Linked DNA regions of Homo sapiens: region 2 is linked to region 1. The links are chromatin loops, found by intact Hi-C in ENCODE. Cell type or tissue: sigmoid colon. All regions are shown on one strand. Links, peaks and the distances in the headings refer to the core of each region. The heading gives the core; the rest is flanking DNA.

What was found. A loop is a pair of places that touch in the nucleus more often than their neighbours do. Peaks named below come from ENCODE experiments on the same cell type or tissue, not always from the same donor. Only the 100,000 strongest peaks of a DNase experiment are listed, where the experiment ranks them.
Region 2: it touches region 1 in a loop (5-fold over the local background); 18 of 110 quality-filtered maps call a loop at or near these places.

The regions. Positions count from the first base shown.
Region 1 is chr15:51,889,448-51,894,832 of GRCh38, forward strand. It overlaps TMOD3 (tropomodulin 3), which reads left to right. Exons shown (of 10, transcript NM_014547.5): 6 at 4,368-4,498. Among named protein-coding and RNA genes, the nearest start is that of TMOD3, 62 kb to the left of the region's middle. In sigmoid colon, for the core only: no CTCF peak of the experiment used is centred there; no DNase peak of the experiment used is centred there.
Region 2 is chr15:52,220,480-52,225,864 of GRCh38, forward strand. MYO5C (myosin VC) reads right to left here. Exons shown (of 41, transcript NM_018728.4): 26 at 4,960-5,053; 27 at 4,596-4,659; 28 at 4,422-4,502; 29 at 3,065-3,245; 30 at 683-776. It overlaps LOC105370820 (a long non-coding RNA gene), which reads left to right and starts at 681. Exons shown (of 4, transcript XR_007064638.1): 1 at 681-1,215; 2 at 4,730-5,079. In sigmoid colon, for the core only: no CTCF peak of the experiment used is centred there; no DNase peak of the experiment used is centred there; H3K27ac peaks cover 1,793 bases.

The sequences.
Region 1 (5,385 bases), core at 305-5,304:
ATACATAACAGTACTTACAAAGAAATTACATTATAAAATCAGATTCAGGAGATACCACAAAACTATTCAGCCCCTAAACCTTTCAGTCTGATGTGAAGTATTATATAGCCTAAAGCAAAGCTTTTCAGAAACTCATTTATAGGGGCCAGGTGTGGTGGATCATGACTGTAATTTCATTTTCTGAGGCTGAGGCAGGAGGATTGCTTGAGTCCAGGAGTTCAGGACCAGCATTGGAAACGTAGACCCCCATCTCTAAAAAATTTTAAAAATTAGCTGGGCATGGTGGCACATGTCTCTAGTCTCAGCTACTTGGGAGGCTGAGGGGAGGATGGCTTGAGCCCAGGAGCTTGAGGCTGCAGTGAGCTGTGATCACACTACTGCACTCGAGCCTGGGCAACAGTGCAAGACCCTATCTCAAAAAATAAATTCATGTATAGGGTGTTCTTAAATTAGCAAGGTGATACATGCCTTTGTAGCACATTTAAACAGTACATAAGTATTTATGGGAAGAGGTAAAAGTGTCTCTGTCTCCAGCCATCATGCCCTCTACTTCCCCAAACACCACCTACCCTGTTAACAATTTTGTATATACCCTTCCAGGCTTTGCACTGTTTATACTAATGTATACATATTATACATAGTCTCTTATTTTTTACAAAAAATCGATTATACTGTAAATATTTATTGCAACTTAATTTTTCAATAATAATTCTATTAGCTAATTTTTTTTTTTTTTTTGGAAACGGAGTCTTGCTCTGTCACCCAGGCTGGAGTGCAGTGGTACCATCTTGGCTTACTGCAACCTCCGCCTCTCAGGTTCAAGCGCTTCTCTTGCCTTAGCCACCTGAGTATCTAGGATTTGACAGGTGCACGCCACCTTGTCCAGCTAATTTTTTTTTTTTTTTTTTTAGTAGAGATGGGGTTTTGCGATGTTGGCCAGGCTGGTCTCGAACTCCTGACCTCAGGTGATCTGCCCACCTCAGCCTCCCAAAGTGCTGGGATTACAGGCATGAGCCACTGTGCCTGGCCAACTGTTTTTGAATGCTTACTGTGGGCCATGTTGTGTGCACAGCTCTTGGACGTGAAGTACTCTTATTAGCCCTGACAACAGTTCTATGAAATAGATATTATTATTTTTAATTTGCATGTGAGAAAGCTGACATTTTAAAATAATTGGGTAACCTCAATATTTTACACAAAGTCAGTGGTAAGGATTTTAACCCGTGTTATATAGTGTATCACTTAGCAGTCGACCGTGTTTTCTAGTTAATATGTATACATCTACATCATTCAGACATGTGTATAACATTCCTTTCTACGATGTTTTGTAATTTGACCATCCCCCTTCTCATTTTTAAGTTTTTATTGTAGAAATGTTCAAACACACATAGAAGAAGAGAGAATAATATATTCATTACCCAGTTTCCGCTGTTTTTAACATTTGCCAGCCTTGTTTTATTCATCTTCTGTCTCCCTTCCTAACCCTTCTACTTTTTTTTCTTGACGTATTTTAAAGCAAACCCTGTTCATTTGTATTACATACCTATAAATATTTCCATATGTGTGTCTCACAAATAAAGGCTTTTCTTTTAATGTAATCATGATGCCATCATCAAACTTAAAAATTAACGGTATTTTCTTCATATCATGTAATACCCAGTCTGTGTCCAGATTTCCTCTGTTCTCTCCAAAATGTCGTTTCATGATTGGCTCAAAAAAGGTTACACACTGCATTTGGTTGTTTGTCTTTTTAGTCTCCCTTAATTTCTTAACAGTTCTCCTCCCCAACCTCTTTCCTTTTTTTTTTTTTTTTCTGTGCCATTTATTTTTTAAGAAACTGGGTTTATTTTTCGTAGAATTTTCCACATTCTGGATTTGGCTGATTTCAACCTTATGGTATCATTTTATGTTTTTCTATCACCTATGTTTCTGTAAACTGTTAGTTCTAGTGGCTTGATGAGATGCAGGTGCAGGTCCCTTTTGGCAAGAATGCTTCATGGGTGGTGACTGAATCATATTAAGAAGCTTATGAAGTCTAATCCTTCCTCTTTGGGGGAATGAGATTGATCACAGGGTTCAAATGTAGGCAGCCTGACCCATCCTTTTTAAGTTTCCCATGAACCTTTTGCTTAATAATTCCTGCATCCCATTGACTGGATTCATTATTTCATTAAGGGGCAAGGCTCTTAAGATTTCTCTCCCCATTCCATCTTTCCCCACTCCACAGGATGTGTGGAATGGGGAAAGAAATCTTTTGGTTTTATAAAATTAGAACTATTCAATTTTCCATTCAATGAGGAAGTTCTTCCCTAGCTATCTTGAAGACTACCTTGCTGAACTTAAGTGAGAGGGATCCCACTCTCTGTTGTTTAGCAGAGCTCCATTAGGAAGCTTTTCCTTGTCTTGAACCAAGTTCTGCTTCTTGGCAATCTATACTTGTTCTAACGCAGCCTCTCAGAACAGCACTAAATTTGTCTCTTCTCAACTTCTACAGGATAAATCTGAAAACAGCTAGGATAACTTCTTTTAATAGGTACTTCTCCAGACTAAATATATTCAGATTTTTCACCTGACCTCGGGAAAGTAATTTTCAAACCTTCATCTAAGTTGATCTTCTCAAGATGCTGTGTGTGTGTGATATTTGAAAGTAACAAGATACTCTTAGATGGAATTTATTGGATAATCAGTGCACCCTGTCTCAAGATGAGTTTTGCTGCTAAAATCTAGAGGAAGGCAGGAAGGAAAAAAGCCAGATAGTAGTCCATTTTGAACCCGGTCAGTCTTTCCATGTCAATTGCTCTTACTCTTTCGTGCTCATTCATTAGTTTGTGAGCCTTTTGTGGTCTTTGACTTGAATGACCACAAAAAAGTAATGTTTTCCCCAGAAAATGTATCCATAAAAGTTTACCTATTATAGGTGTTCGTAGACCTCCACACACATGCATCAGAGCACAGTGATCTCTTTAAAGGGCTCAAGGATTTCAGGTCCTCTGTCGTTCACATCTGAAGCATCATATTCCTGTGTGGGTAGCTGAGGTAAAGATTAGGGAGTGAGAGTGAGGGAGGGCAGTAAATTTTGGAGCCTCTGTCTCAGTAGCTCTTCTGTGTACCTTTACCTCCTCTCCCTCTCTGCTCCTTATTCCTACCCTCTTTCCTATTCCTTCTTTCTCGCAGGAAGTTCTCCCCACTTTCCCACTGCAGAGTACTCCTCGTGGGAGGAAGAGGTAATGTGCCCTCCCATCACCTTATTCTTCTCATTTAGGCTATATTTCTTTAAGTCTGTGATTCTTACTGCCTTTATGCCAATTATCAGTCAAATTTCAGAGAAATGATGAGATGCTAGATTTTATCATACTATTATTTTATCTTAAATTTTGCCAAAAACAAATGGCATCATCAACTTGTGCTATCAAATATATTTGAGTGGTAAAAATATCTTGTAATATACTAAGACAATGAAAATATTCATTTTTGAAGACTGATACATGGCAAACAAATTAAATGTTGAATATGTTTGGTATTTATATTCAGTAAAATTTTATTTGGGTGCTTTAAATATGTGTCAAGGCCAAGCGCAGTGGCTCCTGCCTGTAATCCCAGCACTTTGGGAGGCCAAGGCAGGCAGAGCACTTGAGGCCAGGAGTTCAAGACCAACCTGGCCAACATGACGAAACCCATCTCTACTAAAAATACAAAAATTAGCCAGGCATGGTGACACACGCCTGTATTCCCAGCTACTTGGGAGGCTGAGGCAGGAGAGTTGCTTGAACGTGGGAGGAGGAGGTCGCAGTGAGCCAAGATCTTGCTACTGCACTCCAGCCTGGGTGGTAGAGTAAGACTCCATCTCAAAAAAAAAAAAAAAAAAAAAAAAAAAAATTAAATAAATAAATATGTGTCAACACATAAAGGATCTTTTCGGAATTGTGGGGATGGAACTTTTAAATCTGTCCCCTTGAATAAATATGCGTGTATGAGAGAGAGAGAAAGAGATGTTACCAAGTCAATTATCTGCATGCACTGTAATAGTATCAACTCCAGGCTGAGCACAGTGGCTCCTGCCTGTAATCCCAGCACTTTGGGAGGCTGAGGCGGGTTGATACGAGGTCAGGAGATAGAGACCATCCTGGCTAACATGGTGAAACCCCGTCTCTACTAAAAATACAAAAAATTAGCTGGGCGTGGTGGCAGGCACCTGTAGTCCCAGCTACTCAGGAGGCTGAGGCAGGAGAATGGCTTGAACCCGGGAGGCGGAGCTTGCAGTGAGCCGAGATCGTGCCACTGCACTCCGGCCTGGGCGAAAGTGCGAGACTCCGTCTCAAAAAAAAAAAAATGGTATCAAATCCTGCTCTTTTCATTTATCACTGCAGATGTGGTCAAAGGTGAAAAGATTCTTCCGGTATTTGATGAGCCACCAAATCCAACCAATGTAGAAGAGAGTTTGAAGAGAACTAAAGAAAACGATGCTCATCTTGTTGAAGTTAATTTGAATAATATAAAGGTAAGTGTGCTAATCAGAGTGGTTTTGTATTGCTTTGAGTTAGTTGAACCTAGGATGAGAGCTGGGCAGTTGATAAAATAGTCTAATTCTTTCTACTTTAACGTAAAGTTTTTGCTCTTACCAGTATGCTAACATAGGTTTCTTCATATTTTAGATATTGAAGTATTATGGTATAGTATTTTCTAACTTGCTTTTTGAAGAATTTATCATCTAAAAATGTAAACCCTACAAACTGTCAGAATAAATCTCAGGTTTTCTAAATACTGCCCACTTCTAAGAACATTTAGCCTCTTGGGTCTTGCTTTTTTAAAATTCGGTTCCTTAGCCAGGTATGGTGGTGCATGCCTGTAATCCCAGCTACTTGGGAGACTGAGGCTGGAGGATGGCTTGAGCCCAAAAGTTTGAGACCAGCCTGGGCAACATAGTGAGACCTGCCACTGTCCCATCTCAAAAAATAAAATAAAACCTGTTTTTTTGAGGTAAAATTTAAATATGGTAAAATTCTCCCTTTTAGTGTCCAGTTCTATGAATTTTGACAGGTGCATACAATTTTGTACAACCACCATTACACTCAAGATATAGAATATATCTGTCACCGCAAAAGTTCTCTCATACCCCTTTGTAGTCATTCTCTGACCCCCAGCTCTAGCCCCTGACAACCACTGACCTATTTTCTTTCCCTATTATTTTGCCTTCTCCAGAATGTCATATAAATTGAATCCTATAGTATGTAGCCTTTTGGGTCTGGCTTCTTAGCATAATACATTTGAGATTGATTCATGGTGAGTGTGTCAGATACGCTGCAGTTTGTTTATCTGTTCATCAGTTGGAAGACATATGGGTTCCTTCCAGTTTGGGATGTTTATTAATACAGCCACTATATACTT
Region 2 (5,385 bases), core at 145-5,144, 330 kb after region 1:
ATAGCTGGGACTACAGGCGCATACTGCCAAGCCTGACTTATTTTAAAAAAATTTTTGGGCTGGGTTCAGTAGCTCACGGCTGTAATCCCAGAACATCGGGAAGCCAAGGTAGGTGGATCACCTGAGGCCAGGAGCTCAAGACCAACCTGGCCAACATGGCGAAACCCCATCTCTACTAAAAATACAAAAAAAAAAAAATTAGCTGGGTGTGGTGGTGGGTGCCTGTAATTTGATATACTCAGGAGGCTGTGGCAGGAGAATCACTTGAACCCGGGAGGCGGAGGCTCCAGTGAGCCGAAATCGCACCATTGCATTCTAGCCTGGGCAAGGGCGAAACTCAGTCTCAAAAAAAAAAAAAAAAATTTTTTTTGTAGAGATGAGGTTTCATCATATTGCCCAGACTGGTCTCAAACTCGAACTCCTGGCCTTAAATGATCCACCCATCACCGCTTCCCAAAGTGCTGGGATTATAGGTGTAAGCCACTGCACTCAGCCTGCACCTCCTTTAAATGTCCTACATACCTTCCCATATCTTTCAACTAGCCCCCTTCTCACATTTGTTACCTGCCCAGCCCCCTAGAGAACCAGAGTTTAAAAGCCCTGAGTACAAGGACATTTCAATGTCATTTCCGGGGTACAGGAAACCGTTTTCTAAAAGCAGGTTAATGAGGGTTTCAGTTACCTTTCATTTTCTCAGCTTGTTCATTCAGGCGGATTTCAAGATCTTGCTTCTGTTTCTCCAATTCTGAAATTTGCTGTTTAAAGTCTGGGATCATCTTTAGAGAAGAATTAGAAATATTAGAATATAAAATACTTTTATCTATGAACTTTAAAATCTTAGAAGCAAACTGAACTATCTTGGTGTTCAGCCTGCAGAACAGATAGCTGTGTAAAAGAGCTAGCCACGACATTAGACTGGATTAACATTTTTTTTTAACCTCAAAACCTATATAGTCTCAGGAAACACCAGTATGCTCAGAGGAAGCAGTTCTCACACAGCTACGACAGGGAGAGAAGGATGTGTACATGTATAGAAATCCTATGCTGAGTTGAGGGAGGAATTAGGTGAAGAAATGGCAGCCAGCGTCTTTGGTCCAAGCCCAGAGCCATCGTCTCCTCATCTAGGAACAGGAAAAGCCATCTCAAAGGGTCCCACTGCTACTTTTGAATTCAAGGACATGCACTGCTCTGTTAGTGGAGGTCTGGAATCACCCGGTAAGTTTCTCAATCCTTTGTCCCTATCTGTATATTTCTTTACATGTCCATCGCCTCCACCCCCAGTTAGGTTAAAACAGGGTTTTTTTTCCTTCCCCAAGTTTATAAACATGCTCATTTTAAAACTGAGTGGCTGAGATCCAGGCCTCTGAAGTCTAAATGAAGAATACAGACAGCCCCTGATTTACGATGGCTCAACTTACTATTTTTCGAGTTTGTGATGGTGTGAAAGTGATATGCATTTAGTAGAAACCATACTTCAAGTACCCATTCAACCATTCTGTGTTTCACTTTCAGTATAGTATTTGATAAGTTACATGAGACATTCAACACTTTATTATAAAAATAGGCTTTGTGTTAGATGATTTTGCCCAAGTACAGGCTAATGTAAGCATTCTGAGCACGTTTAAGGCAGGCTGGGCTAAGCTACGATGCTTGGTAGGTCAGGTGTATTATATGCATTTTCAACTTACAATACAATACTTCCAGCATACGATGGGTTTATTGGGACGTAGCCCCATGGTAAGCTGAGGAGCATCTGTACTTGTTTGAATGTGCAATTGGGTCTCACTGCAAATTCCTCATTAAAGTTTCATCCAAGGAATAAACAAAGATGTAAAGGTCCCCCACTACCGTTCCCTGTGTCCACCCCTGGTCCTCAACTGCTGCTACAGCCCCGAGATTTCCTAACACTCTCAGTTTAGGGAGAGGAGGGGGTAGTAAGGAAGTAGGGGAGCAGCAGCCAGTGAGGCGGGACAAGAATGCTGGGAGAGCGGGGCGTCCTGGAAGCCAAGAGAACAAGGCAGAGAGGGCAAGATTAGCATCGCCAGAGGCTGCTGAGACACTGAGTAAGATGAGGGTGCAAAGGAACCCTTAGTGCTCAGCTCTGTGCAGGCAGAGTCAGCCAGTGGTGGGGACACACGACAGAATGGGGTGGTGGGCAGTGAATGGGAGGTGTGCGGAGGAAGTATGCCTAGAGGGTCTTTGTAAGTCTGACTAAGACCCCAAAGAAATGGGTGATGGCCACAGCAGTGTGGGGTTAAGACAGAGATGGCTTTTTGAATGAGGAGATTCCTAAAGCATTTCTCCAGGCCAGTAGGCATGAGTTGGAAGAAAGAATGAGACAAATGCAGTGGCTAGGAATGCACGTCATGGAAGAGGAAGCCCTTGAAAAGGTGAGATTTGAAGGCCGGGCACGGTGGCTTATGCCACTTTGGGAGGCTGAGGCAGGCGGATCACGAGGTCAGGAGTTCGAGACTAGCCTTGCCCACATAGTGAAACCCTGTCTCTACTAAAAATGCAAAATTAGCTGACCGTGATGGTGGGCGCCTGTAATCCCAGCTACTCGGGAGGCTGAGGCAGGAGAATTGCTTGAACCTGGGAGGCGGAGGTTGCAGTGAGCTGAGATCATGCCATTGCACTCCAGCCTGGGCAACAGAGTGAGACTTCATCTCAAAAAAAAAAAAAAAAAAGGTGAGATTTCAGGCATGAGCAGGACTGGCCTTCTGACACACTCCTGTCTCAAGAGCTACCCTTCAATTTTGTGGTCACTTTCCAAGGGGTTAGGGCTTGATTTAAATATACAGGCTTTAAAACATACACACTTACGCGCACACACAGACAATCACAGCGCCTGCAGCCATCCTGTGGTGAACACACACACTCTTGTATCAGAGTGCTCTCTGGTCTGCAGTCATTTTATAGTTTAATCACCAGACCAAGTTATTTCACTTCTGGAAAAAGTAATTTATATCCACTCTTTTACTGCCAAGAAACTGAATTTGACGCCACTGACAAAGAACAACTCTAGTATGATGGCCACGACTGGGGCCCCTGGCTGAGACCATACCATGTTCTCTGATGTTAGCCTGGTAACTTCATGACGGATGCTTTCATTGATGTCATTTTCTTCTCTGAATAACTTCTGCAGGTGGTTGATTTCTTGACTGAGATGCACCACTTTGAAGTTCAAAGCTTCAATCTCCTTTTCATAGCAATCCTTCTGAGACTGGAAATGGCTCTCCAAAACACTATTAAAGGAGGGGTCAAGAAATAAACCACATGGCCTTTGTTCTGTTTTATGGACTGCTGGGAGGCAGTTATGAAGACCCACAACAAGAGCCGTGCACGAAGTACATCAAGTTTACTTATGCACTCACGGTTACAGGCTACAGAATCAGGAATGCCTAATTATAAAATCTTCTAGCTAGTTAGGAAGCATTATGTGGGGGTTAATATGTAGTTAACAATGAAGAAAATTTTAGAAGTTATTATATTTTTACACTCTTAATAGTTTAAAAAATACTGGCCAGACGCAGTGGCTCACACCTGTAATCCCAGGATTTTGGGAGGCCGAGGTGGGCGGATCACTTGAGGTCAGGAGTTTGAGACCAGCCTAGACAACATGGTGAAATCCCGTCTCTACTAAAAATACAAAAATTAGCCAGGTGTGGTAGCGCATGCCTGTAGTTCCAGCTACTTGGGAGGCTGAGGCACGCAAATCGCTTGAAACCTGGAGGTGGAGGTTGCGGTGAGCCAAGATCTTGCCACTGCACTCCAGCCTGGGTAACAGAGCGAGACTCCATCTCAGAAACAAAACAAAACAAAACATGTTCTGTATGATACTACAGTTGTGGATACGAGTCATTATACATTTGTCAAAACCTACAGAATGTACACCAAGAGTGAACTCTAATGTAAACTATAGACTTGAGGTGACAGTGGCGTGTCAGTGTTGGTTCACCAGTCATAGTAAACACATCACTGTGGTTTGGGAAGTTGACAGTGGGGGAGGTTGTGTGTGTGTGGTGGCAGGGATATATGGGAACTCTCTGTATTTCTGCTCAACTTTGATGTGAACCTAAAACTGCTGTGAAAAATAAAGTTTATTAATTTAAATAAATGCAGCACATGCCTTAAATTTAAATGTATCTACATATTTCTGGCAACATTAACTAACTTATTTGATAATCAGTTTTCACTGTATGGGTTATGGGGTTTTTTACTAGGCATTTTATCCCACAAAGAGATTGCTCTTCATGAATAAGCTACTTACTTACTTCTCAGAGAAATATTTCTAGTGGTTATTCAGTCATTCTACTATAAGGAATTTGTGTATCAATCTATGTAAGGTAAACTTTGGACTTTCCAATAGTCTATTTATTATCTCTGAAAAATAAAGAAGATCCCTGAGGAGAATTTCTAACCGTGTTGCTTTCTTTAGTCCTTCATAAGCAAACCAAAGTTCTCCATCCTCATTTAAATGTTCCAGATCTTCCACAGAGAGCCTGCAAAATAAGGAAGATAAGAAAATCTATCATCTCTGTCACGTTTTACATGTTTACATGTCTTAAAATGTTTGATAATGCAAAAATGATTACCTGCTTCTTACATCTTCAATGTCATAGCTTTCGAGAAGTTGTTTGGTGATCTCTGACATCTTTTCTGAAAGGGAAAGGCAGAGTTGTATATATTACATTTGTGGATGATTTATCTTTTCCCATTCCCTTTCCAGGGCCCAGTTTTCTAGCTTCACAGTCTCCAGCTAAATAACTCACCAGCTATCCAATCAACCAACTAACCAATCTTCCAGGTATTCAACCAACTAGCTATTCAACCTATCAACTAAGCAATCTACCATATGTCCAACCAAATTCATACCAAAGGACACGTTTCCTTAGCAGCGACACAGCTATGATAAATTCAGTCTGCACCCATGGACTAAGAGACTCATATTTTTATTACCTCTCATTTCCCGTTTTTGTGACTGCACATGTTTCTCCACATCTATCTTCTGTGCCTGAAGTAGTTCTATCTCTTTTTCGAACTCAGAGATTGTCTGAATCACAGCAATGACGGAATCAGGTAAAGAAAAAACAACGATTATGCTTTATATAAGACAAAGGGAACACAATTACAGCGTTGCGTGTCTATGCAAGACATCCTCACTGCAGTTTCTTTCTTAGCTAAAATCTTGTTAAACCATCACTGCCTACACAGCTTGGCCTTGAAGCATGCTTAACTACTCAAAATGCCAGATCTAATGGGTTGTATCAGTAGAATTAACTTCCCTGGGCCAGGCATGGTGGCTCACACCTGTAATCCCAGCACTTTGGGAGGCTGAGGCAGGTGGATCACCTGAGTTCAGGAGTTTGAGACCAGCCTGACCAA